2 separate regions of the Homo sapiens genome follow, and region 2 is linked to region 1. Evidence: chromatin contacts called from ENCODE Hi-C or POLR2A ChIA-PET data. All regions are on one chromosome and are shown on one strand. Each heading gives the region's core, a stretch centred on a gene start or an enhancer-like site at or near the end of the contact. The rest is flanking DNA. Distances are from core to core; before and after follow the strand shown.

Region 1 (3,447 bases), core at 316-2,815:
TGAGAGTTTGATTCTCTTTATAAAGTTGTTCAAGGCACAAGGCTAGTTCTAAATGAAGGTCTACAACTGTGACTGAATGGGTCGGTTCTGCAAATGACTTGGAGAACTGGGCTCTTCTTCATCAGGCTTATGTCAGCCTGAGGTTATAAGCCAAGCAGACAGCTCTATTTTCAGTCTTCAGTATACATGATGAGTATCTTCTACTTCTAGGAAAGTTCTGTTCACTGGAGACCCTCTGGCCCACCCTGAAATTGGATACAGGGACAGGGACCTGATCTGTGTTTTATTCTTCTGCCTTGTCATCAGCTTCTTTCCCATTTGATTTTCCTAATTTCTATGAGGGAGTGAGAAACAGAGTGGTGAATTCTTTAGTGATGCCTTTGGCCACTCTTTAAGAGTTAGGAATAGCACCCAATAGTAGAACCATTTTTCAAATGACAGAGAAACCTATAAAATGTCCCTCATTGTAAGTGAATAAGTGCTGATCAGCTTGAACAAAATGGACTTGTTTTTAGCTGATCTCATCTGAAGCCGTTTCCGTTTAGACAAAAACTTCTTTGTATTAGAAGAGGTCTTTGAAATCCTAGAGGACTCTCATTTTCCAAAGACATAAGTATTTTTATTAAAGAAAAAAGCATTTCCTATATTGGAAATAAAGTTTTAAAAAGACACAATAAAAATTATACAAACAAACAGTGTCATAAAGTGAATATCGATTTTGTCAGGGTCTGGATTGGACATGGTTCTAATAAAACACTGTTTTGGGCTTTGAAAATTCTAGTTTTAATCAGTGCAAGGTGGGCACAGTTTAAGTTTTAACTGAGTTCACATGGGTAAAGAAATAAAATCCTGCCAACAGAGATTTAATGGATGAAGTGAAATCTGTATTTGGTACTTAAAAATATTTCGGGACTAGTTTCTATGTTTTCATAGTTTAAATACATAGTATTTGTAAATCTAAAGCATAACAAGAAATGTGAGAAAAACAACACATTTAGAAATTGTTAAAAAATAAGTTATTCAGAGATAGGGACAGGTTCTTGGTTTGTATGACTATGAGACCGTGAAGTATTAGCCATCTCCGCCTTCCTAGAAAGATGTCTCCCTCCTGCTTCGGACTCCTCCTTCCTCCTAAACCTTGTTTATCGTCTGCTGCTCTTGCACTGGCCACAAGAGAGACTTTTTACAGACTTAAGTCTGCCAAGAGACCTTGCTTTTGTTCTACAGCACCTGTTTTAAATTTCACCCTTCCCAGGAGGCATTTTCCTATTAAGTGAGAGTGAGATGTAGATTCTACCCTCTGTAACACAAACGACACACGAACACTTCAGTGCAAGAAAGAAAAGTACAAAGATGGTGATACTTTGTGCGGTTCGTCAGTTGCTGTCTGTTAGCGTGTAAGCCCCATGTGGGCAGGGACCACATGCATTGCTCTGCGCTCATCCAAGCACCTCATCTAAGAATACTCAATATGTATTATTTTGTGGTGTTTCCTATTTTGAAATATGTGTTGGCCGTGTACAGAAGAACCCGGTGGGCTGGCCGATGTTTGACGCTGTCCTTTTTGTTTCTGTCTCGATGGCGTGCTTCCAGCATTAGTCACAGGAGGGAGAGAAGGAAGAGGCTGTTCGGATGTGGATCCCGGGATCCAGGGTGTGGTAACCGACTTGGCCGTCTCTGATGCAGGGGAGAAGGTATTGTGAACTGATTTGTTAGTAAACGGCAGCGGTTACTGTGTATAATAAAATAGCCTCAGGTTCTGGTCTGTCACGGCAGTCAGTGGGGCAAAGGTGCTTTTCTGAATTGTTCTCAATTGATTTAAATATTCATATTTAAACTTTCTAACTTATTTCTTCTTCAAATGTGCTTGCACTGCCTGTGTCATGTAGGTGTAAACAAAGCAACGATTGAAAAGTTATTAAAAAGATTAAAAACTCTCCTGTGTATATGTGTGTCTGTGCTCTCTGACTTCTGGTCTTTCTGCCCTGCAAACCTTTGCTTCTCACCCACTATGTCTGGCAGCTCTGGCACCCGGGGGCCCTTTTGCAACCAGATGGCGCCAAAGTAATTGAAACACCTTTTACTTTGGAATATTCTTGCTTCTTTCACCTTCCTTGACCCTCCTCTCCTTGCAGAGTTGATTTCCTGTCACCACCCACATTTCACCTACTTTTTTTGTGGTTAATTTTTAATTAATCTGACCAGTTTTTGCTTGGGGCACAGCGATTCCCAAAGGGAATCCTCTTTTTTGACTTACTGCTATAGACATAGATATTAACTCTCTCTTTAAGAATTAAATACATAAAACTTCCTATTAATGTCTACTGAAAGTGAGATGTCAGAAATAGGGAAGGAATAAAATATGATTCTGGGAGGTGGCTAGTTGGCCTCTTCCTGCTTGTCAGGGCTCCAGAGTTTAGCTTTATCTAAAATTGAATTAGGTACATTAATAGGTGCCAATATGTGTCAATGTGAAAAAATGGCAAATGTCAGATCTTCTCACATATACAACATATTTTACATATTATATACTTTTTGTGTATATTACATAAGACTGAGAAATCAAGTCAAGGACTTTTAAAATCCAGAGAAAAGACAGCTGTGACTGAGTGTTCTTTTTTAAACTTCAGAGGCCAAAATGAGCATAGGAATGTAATATTTTACTCCTTCTGATTGTAAGCTTTCTAATGTATTGCTTCTTAAAATGTTCCTGCTTTTCATCACTTTTAAGTGTGAAGTTTGTGGTGTCCAACTGTGTTAATAGAAAAGAGAGAGTGAATTGGACAGTAATAATTTAATCTTGAACGCAAAGTTGGGTGGCTCCTACCCCTAAAGTCTCCCTCTTCCACTCCAATTCAGCTACAGGTAGATAATTGAGGTTAAGTGTCTGGGTTCTTCTTTGGATTAAGCTATCTGCAAAATTTTTTGCTTAATAAGGCATTTTGAAAGATTAATACATTAATAAACCCAGGTAAAGGGCAGGATCACTTGAAATCAAACTTTTAAAAGGTGTATAATGGATATTTTGTCATTAGCTTCCTCTACAAGGTAAGGTTAGAACAAATTTCTGAAAGAATATTAAAAAATGAAATCTGACTCAAATGCAGAAATAATGGATAAATCGCCAACTGCAGTTTTAAACATTTACCACAAGGTGGCAGAACAACTCCATTAAAAACGCGAAATTTCCTGTCTTGTGTCAAACCTAGTGGCTTTTGGGCATAAGTAACCGCGGGTAGCACAGTCCAACTCATTTCTATGGTTCTAATTTTTATAGACTATAAAAACTCTGTGCCATATGGTCTTACTACAGAAGCAGTGGAGTGTGGATGGGCCACGACAGAGCCAGAAGAGCAGCGAGAACGCCAACCATCCCTCTAGGGCGGGGGTTCTTAGAGCCTGTTCTCTCCCATAGGGTTTGGCACAGATCTAATGTCTTTAAGCTTC
Region 2 (3,274 bases), core at 187-2,686, 490 kb after region 1:
AGTGAAGTACATATTATTATCTCACTTGATGGAAGTGGAAACAGAGGCTTTGACTAAACAAATAACTTTCCCGTTTTCGCACAACTCAAATCACAGGTTGCCTAACTCCATAGTTCTTTCTATCACATTATACTTTCAGGGTGGGGGAATGTCTTCTGAAATATTGAGAGGCATTTAATAATAATCAACAAGTTTCTTCCAATCTTCATTCAGCCTACAACCTCACAACCCTAATGTATATCTTTCTGAAATAGGGAGTTTTTTCACAGTAAAAATGGACAGCATTCTTTTTCCTGTCATTACTCCATACCGCCTTTGCCCCACAAATTTTACAACCTGAAAAACAAAGCAAGCAAAGTCAATTATTGAGAGATCTGGTAAGCACACAGAGCGGCTCAAACTCAAGGTTTTTATTCAGCCGCACTCAAATACCTTGTCTCATGTATCCCAGAAGCAAGCCACACTAAGCAGGGGTATAAGCCAGTCAGAGGGAAACTCCCTTCTCTCTTTTGGGAAGCTCTGACAAAAGTCTCCAGGGGGCACTGCAACCAGCTGGGGGAAGTCTTAGTCTGTTTGGGCTACTGCAACAAAGTGCCATAGACTGGGTGGCTTAGAAACAACAAACATCTATTTCTCAGTTATGGAGGCTGGAAAGTCCGAGATCAAGGCTTGGGCAGATTTAGTGTCTGGTGAGGACCTGTTTGCTGGCTCATACATGACCTCTTCCAGCTGTGTCCTAATATGATGGAAGGAACAAAGACGCTCCCTTGGGCCTACTTCATAAGGCCAGGCCTTGGTGACCTAATCACCTCCCACAAGGCCCCACCTCCTCACAGGGGGTTAGGATTTCAACATGTGAATTTTGAAAGGACACAAACGTTCAGACCATAGCAGGGGAGGACACAGGTGCAACAGTCAGAGTTCCTGGGTGCTAGAGTCAGAGATCCTGAGGCTGGGTGCCTGCCAGCTGCCTCCAGGGAAAGGTCATGTGATGGGTGGTGGGACTCTAACAGACACACACCAGGAGTAAATTCCTAAACAGCAGGTGATACAGAAACTGAGGGAGATGTCTTGCAAAACGAGACCACACAGCATGCCAGCAGGTGGAGGTATAGACCCCCATGTCTCCCAGTCCCCATGAAAATATACAGCTGCTGCTGACCACAAACCCATCCCCCCAGCTGCCCGAGCTGCATACCTGCCTGCTAACTAGGTGCAAGTAACTACTGAAACCAACCTCAGCACATTCCTAAGTGTTTATAGGTCATAAAAGGTCTATTTCTCATGCTTAGTACCCTCATTAGGCCCAAGTTTTAGGCCTACCTTGGGTCCATTCCCGCAGCAATCTTGGGCAAGTCATAAGATCTTGCCCATTATCAGTTTCCTGTAATACAGTAGTTCTCAAAATGTGGTCCCCCAGCCGGCAACATCAGTACCTTATGAGAACTTCTTAGAAGTGCAAATTCTTGGACTCCACCCCAGACCTACTGAATCAGAAACTCTGGGTATGGAACAGAAGGATCTGTTTTGACAAGTCCTCCAGGTCATTCCGATGCATGTTAATGTGGGAACCACCGCTCCCTCCAATACCTCATAGAATTGTGAGAATTAAATAAGATAATACATTCTGTTCTGCTACCGTTTCCGTGTATGAATTAGCCCATCAGAGATTGATCACAGAGAAATGACATCAGTATAATGTGAAAATTGCACTGGTTTCCATAATTTCGTAGGTAATTTTTACTAACCAAGAAGTCCTGAGATAGCAGGAGTAGAACCATAACGTTCAATGGGAAGGAAAAGGCTTGAGGTTTGGCTGCTGTACCAGCAGCAGAAATCTTTTTGCTGTATTCCAGGAAATGTTTAAATGAGTACCTGCCACCAGGGCTACCTCCTCAGGTAGGTGCACCTCCAGCCTTGTGAGCTCTCAGCTTGTGGAAGGTTGTCTGGCTTCCTGTGTGCACCTTAACAACAGCCCTGTGACTCCAAGCTACATTTCCATCGCCCTGTCCCAGCCCCTGCCAGTGTCAGTCTAATTAAAATGTTACCAGCTTTTCATCTTTATTGCTTTTGTGCATTTTAATACCCGTGTGGCAGCCTCTAGCCCCTCAGCTGCTGCCAAGGTGGTCCAAATGATCTCCCCAGGTAGTAGTGATTGCTTTCCTTAATCACAGTTGCATGGGATTTGAATGGTCTGCCTTGGCCCAACTTTTCCCATAAGTCCTATTATTTTTTATGCCAAGTTTTGCAGACAGCAACATTTTCTAGAAAGTGTAATTTTAGGTTACAGCAGAAATGCCTGTATATGTAAATTACCTGGCACATAGTAAGGGCTCAGTCATTATTATTATTAGTTCATGTCTACCATACCTTGTCCTTGAAATGCTGACAAAAAAAAAAAAAAATGAGCCAAGAAAACCCTACAGTGACAATTCCAGTACAAGAGCAAAGGAACACAACTTCATATAGCAGGTTTTGATAATGAAAGGCAGAAGTTCTTATTCTCTTTTGCCAATATTTTTAATGACAGTCATTTGAAGCAATTCCTCCTGTGTTTTTTGTTTTTTCCCAGTTTGAGTAGCTTTTTTTTTTGACATGGGGATATTTTATCTACTCCTATGTACTTAAATCTTTAATGACATTCCATCTCTTTCTTTTTGACTTTAGAAAATCAGACACTTATTCTTAGAAATAGCCAGGTGGAGAGTAATTATCTTGGCCATAATTCTCTGATGTTTACAGAATATGGCACTCAGACTTGAAATCTCTGATGGCCTTTGCTGGAAGGGATTTCAGCCTCCTCGTCCGACATGAATGGGAATTGAGGTCTGGCTCAAGGTCAGACAGCAGAATAGTCTGGCCATGAAAGCCAGCCAGGTGTCCTGGCTTCTAATTCAGTATTCCAGCTCTTAATGTTTACTCTCTAGTTATGTTCTGCTTCATGAGGTCACTTCTAAATTGTTTCCTCAAACCTGGGGTCACAGACCAGTGGTCTGTAGGTCAAATTCAGCCCACAGACATGTTTTATTTGCCCGTGTCGTATATCTTAACAATTGAGAAATTTCACATTTAAAAAAATGTCTTGCTTCACTTGAAAATTCAGAACATCTGGCACCTCTGAGCCACTATTCCCACACGGCAACAATCAGCCCAGCTGAAGAGCACCTTCCCCTTTCAACCGGGATGAGCTCACTCAAAACTGCCGGGGTCCCCCCAACTCCCCATTGCTTGACGTGCATGCACACACCTTTCTGTATTAGTTTGCTAGGGCTGC

Evidence for each region. A loop is a pair of places that touch in the nucleus more often than their neighbours do. ChIA-PET counts read pairs that join two places held with the same protein, here RNA polymerase II (POLR2A). Pooled maps may share reads with other maps.
Region 2: a map of PC-9 shows a loop between it and region 1 (14-fold over the local background). The contact joins two enhancer-like sites. A Hi-C loop is called at or near these places in 8 of 168 maps with a recorded cell type or tissue (B cell, Calu3, GM11168 and 5 more), 21 of 37 single-sample maps with no recorded cell type and 12 of 50 pooled maps. POLR2A ChIA-PET finds 5 or more read pairs at or near these places in 1 of 52 experiments (Panc1).

Annotation. Positions count from the first base shown.
Region 1 is chr5:73,899,591-73,903,037 of GRCh38, forward strand. It overlaps ARHGEF28 (Rho guanine nucleotide exchange factor 28), which reads left to right. Exons shown (of 36, transcript NM_001177693.2): 31 at 1,594-1,694. Among named protein-coding and RNA genes, the nearest start is that of LINC02122, 200 kb to the right of the region's middle. Within about 2 kb of position 1,566, at least 7 of the 41 ENCODE cell types and tissues checked have a DNase peak (open chromatin) inside an H3K27ac peak, as active enhancers do; they include PC-9 and mammary epithelial cell, where a contact is called at or near this core.
Region 2 is chr5:74,394,200-74,397,473 of GRCh38, forward strand. The region is part of intron 2 of LINC01331 (long intergenic non-protein coding RNA 1331); the gene reads right to left. Among named protein-coding and RNA genes, the nearest start is that of LINC01333, 74 kb to the left of the region's middle. Within about 2 kb of position 1,437, at least 2 of the 41 ENCODE cell types and tissues checked have a DNase peak (open chromatin) inside an H3K27ac peak, as active enhancers do; they include PC-9 and mammary epithelial cell, where a contact is called at or near this core.